2 separate regions of the Homo sapiens genome follow, and region 1 is linked to region 2. Evidence: chromatin contacts called from ENCODE Hi-C or POLR2A ChIA-PET data. All regions are on one chromosome and are shown on one strand. Each heading gives the region's core, a stretch centred on a gene start or an enhancer-like site at or near the end of the contact. The rest is flanking DNA. Distances are from core to core; before and after follow the strand shown.

The links. Hi-C counts contacts between places; a loop is a spot of excess contacts on that map. ChIA-PET counts read pairs that join two places held with the same protein, here RNA polymerase II (POLR2A). Pooled maps may share reads with other maps.
Region 1: a loop to region 2 is called in a pooled map, with 8 times the contacts of the local background. The contact joins the promoter of UPF3A here to the promoter of TMEM255B in region 2. A Hi-C loop is called at or near these places in 5 of 50 pooled maps. POLR2A ChIA-PET finds 5 or more read pairs at or near these places in 2 of 52 experiments (A549 and H1).

What each region holds. Positions count from the first base shown.
Region 1 is chr13:114,279,894-114,283,496 of GRCh38, reverse strand. It overlaps UPF3A (UPF3A regulator of nonsense mediated mRNA decay), which reads right to left and starts at 1,896. Exons shown (of 10, transcript NM_023011.4): 1 at 1,651-1,896; 2 at 1,370-1,476; 3 at 554-660. The coding sequence starts at 1,857. LOC105370384 (a long non-coding RNA gene) reads left to right here and starts at 2,428. Exons shown (of 4, transcript XR_007063887.1): 1 at 2,428-3,394. RefSeq lists silencers at 879-1,088, 1,469-1,648, 1,879-2,148 and enhancers at 1,228-1,915, 2,369-2,668.
Region 2 is chr13:113,757,442-113,761,228 of GRCh38, reverse strand. It overlaps TMEM255B (transmembrane protein 255B), which reads right to left and starts at 2,003. Exons shown (of 9, transcript NM_182614.4): 1 at 1,914-2,003. The coding sequence starts at 1,959. RefSeq lists enhancers at 1,284-1,785, 2,342-2,843.

The DNA of each region.
Region 1 (3,603 bases), core at 647-3,146, 520 kb before region 2:
CTGATGATAATACATAAATAGGCTGTCACTATTACACAGAATTTCTGGAATTTTTTTGGATTAAATAATAAAATTAAATAATTTCAATTTTTAATATCTGCACATAATTACAGTAACATAATCAAAATTTATAAACTTATTTTAGTCTGAGAACTTTTTAATTAAAATGCACAAATAGACCGGATGCTGTGGCTCACGCCTGTAATCCCAGCACTTTGGGAGGCTGAGGTGGGAGGATCACTTGAAGCCAGGAGTTCAAGACCAGCCTGGGCAACACAGTGAGACCCCCGTCTCTACACAATTTTTTTTTTAAATCAGCCGATCATGGTGGCACACGCCTGTGGTCCCTGCTACCTAGGAGGCTGGAGGATTGCTTGAGCCGCAGTGTGAGGCTGCAGTGAGCCGTGATTGCGGCTGCTGCACTCCAGCCTGGGCAACAGAGCAAGACCCTGTCTCAAAAAATAATAATAATTTAAAAAGCACGAATATTCTAGCAATACTTCATTAGTATACCTACAGATTATAATAGATTTTTAAAAACCAATAATCCAACCTTTGCTGTCAAGGAAGATATATCCATCAAAACGATCTCTAAAAAGAAGGATGTCATCAGGATTCCTAAAATTAATGTATGCTCTTGAGTAGAGATGAGGATAAAGACTGAAATAAGAGATAACAGTGAAAATGGTCAGTGAAAAATACAATAGTCCATTAATTTAGCCTCTTTTTCCTTTTCTGGGCACAACAAACTACTTTAGATAAAACTTTTGTGCCAAATCATCTCAGTTAATTGTAACAACTTGGATATTCTTTAGCAAAAACAAACGCAAAACGTTAACTTTACAAGGCAGAACTCAGGTCCCTTCTCCACTGCCCAGAACCGGTCCTCCGAGGCTGAAACCCTAAGGCAAGGCCAGGGCGCACTCCCAGAGGAACCCGTGGCGCCGAGAGACTCTCCTGACTTGGGGACCTTCTCCGGTATTTAAAACCGCACTGGCTGCGGCACCAGCGTGGAGGCCACAGGAAGAGCCGGCGCCCCCCGGCCCCGCAGCGCCCCGTCCGCGGACGAGCAGGGAAGCCCGGGAGGCGCCGGGCGGGCAACGCTGGTCCTTTCAAAGGCACCCGCTTTCCTAAGCGTTAGCCGTCTGAAAATCATCCGCATTTTTCATGTAAACCACATCTGTGTTTCTTTGTTGGTGGTATTTTTCTTTGACGGAACGGACACGTTTTACTGAAATGTATTTATTCAAAAAGCTCACACGACTCCCATATAGGAGAAATCAGGGTAAGGAACGTAAGGCAACGAGACGGCCACCGCCGCCGAGCTCTGGGTTCCGCCCTCTCTTCCTCCCCTCGGGGCGGGCCTCACCTCAGGTCGGCGGCGAAGAACTCGAAGTAGTCGTGTGCTGGCAGCGGGCGCAGCTGCTCCTCCAGCTGCTCCTTGGTGAGGCCCGGAGGCAGGCGGCGGATGACCACCTGCGGGGAGCGCGCGGCCGTTCCCACCGGGGCGGAGCGTGGACAAGGAGCTCAAAAGGCACCGCGTACCGCGCTGGGAGGCCCGGCCCCCGCCCCTCCCTCCCCTCCCTCCCCTCCCTCCACTCAGGGCCGTCCTCTCCTCGCGAGGTTTGCGCGCCCCGCCCCCGTCCCCACCTTGCTCAGGGCCGTCCTCTTCTCCTCGCGAGGTTTGCCCGCACCGCCCCCGCAACCGGAGGACGAAGTTGGCGGCGTCTCAGCCTCCTGCTGCTGCGAGTCGCGGTGGAACTGCACTTCTAGGGCCGACAGCTTCTCCCTCCCGCTCGGGCCCCGCGCGGCAACGGCCGCCCGAAGGCCTCCGGCCCCCTCCTTTTCCGAGCGCATGCCGCACTCTCCGCCGAGCCGCAGCCGCCAGCCCCCGACGAAACCTCGCGAGAGCTCGGCCGCCCCAGCCCCGCCCCTCCTCGAGCCGCGGCGGTCGGGGCCGCCCACGAAGGGGTCAGGCGCTGCGGGACTAGTCGGGGTCGGGGTGGTGACCTCCGGCCACACAGCCTGGCTTTCCGCCGGGTCAGGCGGCCCCTCAGGGAGCGGCGGCCGCGGTTTAGGGCGGCCCCGGAAGCGGGGCGCCGGCGGCTTTGGTCCGGGCGTGGTGGGAGGAGTTCGCGGACAAGCCGCCCTCCCATCCCAGCACCGTTTTTATCCCACTCCCCCAGGCTCTCCGTGGCCGGGGCGCCATGAAAGCCGGGTTCACATTTGAATTCTTAATTTTTTTGGAGACAGTCTCGCTCTGTCGCCCAGACCGGAGTGCAGTGGCGCGATCTCGGCTCACTGCAGCCTCTGCCTCAGCCTCCTGAGTGGCTGGGACCTACAGGCACGCGCCACCACCCCTGGCTAATTTTTTTGTTTTTTTAAAGTAGAGACGGGGTTTCACCTTGTTGGCCAGGATGGTCTCGGTAACTCCTGACCTCAAGTGATCCGCCCACCTCGGCCTCCCAAAGTGCTGGGATTACAGGCATGAGCCACCGCTCCGGGCCCTTGCACATATTTTTTTATGAACACACAGGCAGCAGCACTTTGATTACAGTAACTTACATGGAAGTTATTTTAAAATGGCTTTCCCCTTCTCTTTTTCATGTAGGCTGCATTTTTCATCTGCAGCACGCTTTCTCTCAAGAATCTCAAGCACACACAAGAAACCAGAGAGTAAAATCACTGAGGCGTGAACACATCCAGAGACCAAGGGCGTCACTGGCAGAAAAGCTTTTAGGCGGATCCACGGCCCGAGAGCCACCCTGCCCAGAGACGCGGTTTCCTAGGAGCAGTTCACACGCGGCTCTGCAGCACCCACAAGCGGGGCCAGGGGCTGGTTTTCATAGTTCACAGTCTGCAGGGATCTTAACAAAAACATGGCCGTGGTAAAAGTGCCTAGACCAGGCTTTCGTCACAACTCAGTGAGTAGGAAGACTAGTTAGGCTGATGAAAAGCTCTGATGATGTGTGATTAAAAGTAGGAAAACGTGGTTGCCAAATAAAATATTTTACTATATAGTCAGGGGGAGAGATGGGGATAAAAAAATGTGGAAACCATTTATTTTAAAATTTTGACTGTTCCTGCAGTGTTTAAAATATAGGAGATATATTCTGATTATCTTTAGAAAGAAACTGCTCTCAATCTATTTGTATGTCTTCCCTCTGGTTTTAAAATATTAAACAATCATCTAACTCAATATTTAATTTTACCTCTAGTCATGTTACTAGGTTAGGATAATAAAAAGGACTGTGAACTTCACATCTGCCATCTATAATAGATTCTTATTGTAGCAATCTTGCACCAAGGGGATTTCTTTATTAACTCTGCCAAATTTTCCAAAATTACCAAATGGAGAAAAGAGCTGGTCCCATCTGTCACCAGGCACAACCAGGTCAGTAACTTAGGGTATTTCTTGTGTTCATGTTTTGCCCTCACCACTGCAAAGCCCTGTTCTCGGCCTGGTGCCTCTGCACACCTCTGAAGCCAGGTTGGCCTCAGCCAATGTGAGGGACCCTTCATTTGACCTTCCCCAGAACCTTGAGTATTTCCACTTCTCCCTTCACTGCACTGTACCCTAAAGGGACTCACATGTTTGCTGGA
Region 2 (3,787 bases), core at 754-3,253:
GTTCTAAGATCCGGCCTTCCTGCCAGCCGGACCTGGAACGCCCAAAAAGAAGAGTGAGTTCCATTTAATCATGTGGGGACACCAGTCATGGTGTCCAAGTAACAATCCCAGGTAAAACTGTAATCACTCAGCCGTCAATTCCTCTTTCGTCCTGATTTTACACATGCCCAGGGTAGTGAACAAAGAAGGGCAAAGCAGAAAAACCCATAATCCTACCCCCAGGTACCCCAAAGCAGAAAGACTATGGTCCACCCCCAGATACCCCAAAGCAGAAAAACCCACAATCTACCTCCAGACACACCAAAGCAGAAAGACCATAACCCACCCCCAGACACACCAAAGCAGAAAGACCATAATCCACCCCCAGGCACACCAAAGCAGAAAGACCATAATCCACCCCCAGATACCCCAAAGCAGAAAGACCATAACCCACCCCCGATACCCCAAAGCAGAAAGACCATAATCCACCCCCAGACACACCAAAGCAGAAAGACCATAATCCACCCCCAGATACCCCAAAGCAGAAAGACCATAATCCACCCCCAGATACCCCAAAGCAGAAAGACCATAACCCACCCCCAGATACCCCAAAGCAGAAAGACCATAATCCACCCCGACACACCAAAGCAGAAAGACCATAATCCAACCCCAGACACACCAATGCTTTATACATTTTAGTAAAAGACCAGCTCCAAACAAAAAGACCCATAATCCTACCCAGATACACCAATGTTTCATATACTAAAAAGACCAGCTCCAAGTATTGTTTTAAGGTTTAAAGTTCTTTGTCAGAAGAAAATCTAAGTCAGATGCTATTTTTAAACATTAAGGCATTCTAATAATGATAAAACTAGTTAATAAATAATAATAATAGTTATCATTATTAAACACCAATAGACTAATCCACATTAATACATTTGACCATAGAGCATTTTGCTTTAGATTGGAAGGCATATAGTGGTTTCTTTTAGAAAGAAGCCAAATTATTTGATTATTTTAAGTAACAGTAATTCGTCCGGTTCCGAACGATGCCGCAGTAAAAGGGTTGTGAGGTTAATCCCCAGAAGTTTGTGTTGGATTATTTCTGAGGGAGCGGCAGAGCCCCCTAGACACCACTCCATCCCTCCCTCCAGCCGTCAGGGCTTCACTTTCTAGGGAACTCTGTTTCTCTTTTGTTCTGAAATCTGCCCAGCCCTCTCCCCCTCAGGAAGACACCCGGCATCCTTCCAGTCCTGGCCACTTCCCGGCAGAGCCCCCGAGCCCGGCTTGCGAACTGGTGAACACGCAACAGGTTTCCTGTTTTCCCAGCCTTTGCCTGGCTCCGAGGCTGCAGCGGGCTTGGTCTGGGAAGTGGAAGAATTGGAGATTCCGTGAACACACCGGGGAGAAACACGAGAGAGGGGCGAGCCGAAACCAAGCAACACTGTCCAGTTCTGTGAGCGCCTCTGCACGTTCAAACAGGAAAAGGCTACCTCGCTCTTCCAAACGAAGTTTTCCCGGAAAATGGTGTAGGTTGGAATAAACGGAAGAGATGGGGAAGGAGCGCACTTTGGGGCGCCTGTTCCTCATAATAAAACGTAACAGGGAGAGAGAGGCCAAGAGGAACGGACACAGAGTCAGAGAAAGGCAAAGACTGAGGAGGCAGAGACAGAAAGAGCGAGAGAGACAGAGACAGAGACAGAGAGAGAGACAGGGAGAGAGAATGAATGAACGAACCGGTAGGACGAACGCCCGACCCCAGTGCGAAATGCAAAGTGTTCCAAAGACAGAGCTCGAAGGAGGCGGAGGGACCAGACCCCGTGCCGCGTCTCCGCGCAGGTTCCGCCCGGGCCGGCCGGGGACCTGTAGTCCCAGCCCCGGGGTCCCCACGCTCCCCCGCAGGAGCCGAGACGAGCCCCCAGCCCCGCGCTCACCTGCGGGGTCCAGCAGGCCCAGGGGCCCGGGCACCGGCGGCTGCATCCCGAGGCCCCACCCGGCTCTCCCGGGGCCACAGCCACAGTCCCGCCGCCAGGAGCCGCCCTCGCGGCGCCGCCCCTTCCCCGCCCCCTGCACCTCCCCGCGCTCCGCCCGCCTCGCGTCCTTCCTCGCTCTACTCTCCCTTCTCCGGCGTTTCTTCTCCTCCCTCCCCCGCTGCGCCCGCTCCCCCTTCTCCCCTCCAGCGGCCGCCTGGTTTCTGGAAATCAGGACGCCGCGGCCGGGAGTGGAAGCCAGACCCCAGATGGAAGGTGCCTGGAGAGGACCCTGCGGACTCGGGGTCGGAGCCCCGGCCTGGGACGGTGACCCCGGGCCTTCCGCCGCTGGCGCCACGCTCAGCCCTTGGCGGTGCCGCTGAGTGGGTCACCACGGGTTCGCCTCCCCATTGGCCGGTGACGGAGCTCCTTGGGGCTACAGGGCCAGCCAGCCCTTGATCTCTGGGTTCAGAGGGTGGTACATGGTGTTACAACCCAGTCTGCGAGGAACGAGTAAATGAGGAACAAACGCAAATGAGTAAATGAGGAACAAACGCATCTGGCACCTCACTCAGCAGCCCCGAGGCAGGGCTGACCCGCCTCTCCAAGGCCTGCGTCTTTGTGTCCACAGCACTGAAGTTGTTCTGAGTAAAATCTGCTGCTGGAAAGAAGGGCAAGGAAACACGGGGCCAGAAAGGGTGCCTCGTACAGCAGCAGGAAAAAATAAAGATCCTTCTAAACGTATTTTTAACATCTTTGAGTCAAGGACATCAGCGGTCCCGTCACAAAAGAAGATGCTTGAACGATCAATAAACTCAGCCCCCGGAATTAGGGGAACGCTGTGGGAACAAGAGGATGCGTTTCACCCTCATCCTATCAGAAAACCCCAAGGGTCAAACAACTTAAAGAATGTTAATGAAAACGTGGGAATCTGCATTCACCGCTGGGATCACGCATGGTGCCACCACTTTGAAAGCAACCTTTAGGAAAATTGAAGCAAGTAGATGACAAGCCAGAAAGAAAGCATATCTCTTTCTAGATATGCCCAAGAACACAAACATAGATCTGCTCCTTCGAGCCAGGAGCCGTGGTTCTCAACCCCGGCTGTCGTTAAAGTCATCCAGGAATGTCTTTAAAAGAAAAAACATTTCTGCAGCACTGAACCCAGACCAGATCAATTGAACCAGAACTTCTGGGAACAAACTAATAGCTAAGAATTCCCTAGTCATTCTAATAGGCCATCCACTGTGAGAGAGAAACTACCACAAGAAGTATGCATGTGCTAGAAGATGCGTACAGAATATTCCTCACAACACTGTGTGTCCAAAGCACCGGACACACCCTGAATATCCAACACGGGGAGAAGCGATAAAGAAATGGGCATATACAGCGAAATACCACATGGCAGTTAAAATAAATGAGAGCTACATGGATCAATGTGGATAAATGCCAAAAACAGAACGCGGAGCAAAAATGCAAGTGCACAGTACGGCAGCGAGTACGACAGCAAGTACGGCAGCGAGTATGGTACCATTTATATAAAGTTTTAAACCATGAAAATTAACACTGTTCACTCAGTGAGCCTCTCAAGACTTACTAAACATCCGCGATATACCAGACACTGTTCCAGGTACTTGGGATGTATCAATGAGCAACGTAAACAAGGATCCTGGTGGGGAAGTGAGGCCATGAATAATAATACAATAAACAAGAAAAATGCACAGCATGTCAGAGGGCAACATGCTATGGAATACACACACACATATACACATACACACATGCAGACATACACACATGCATGCACATACACACATACACACACATGCATATATACACAT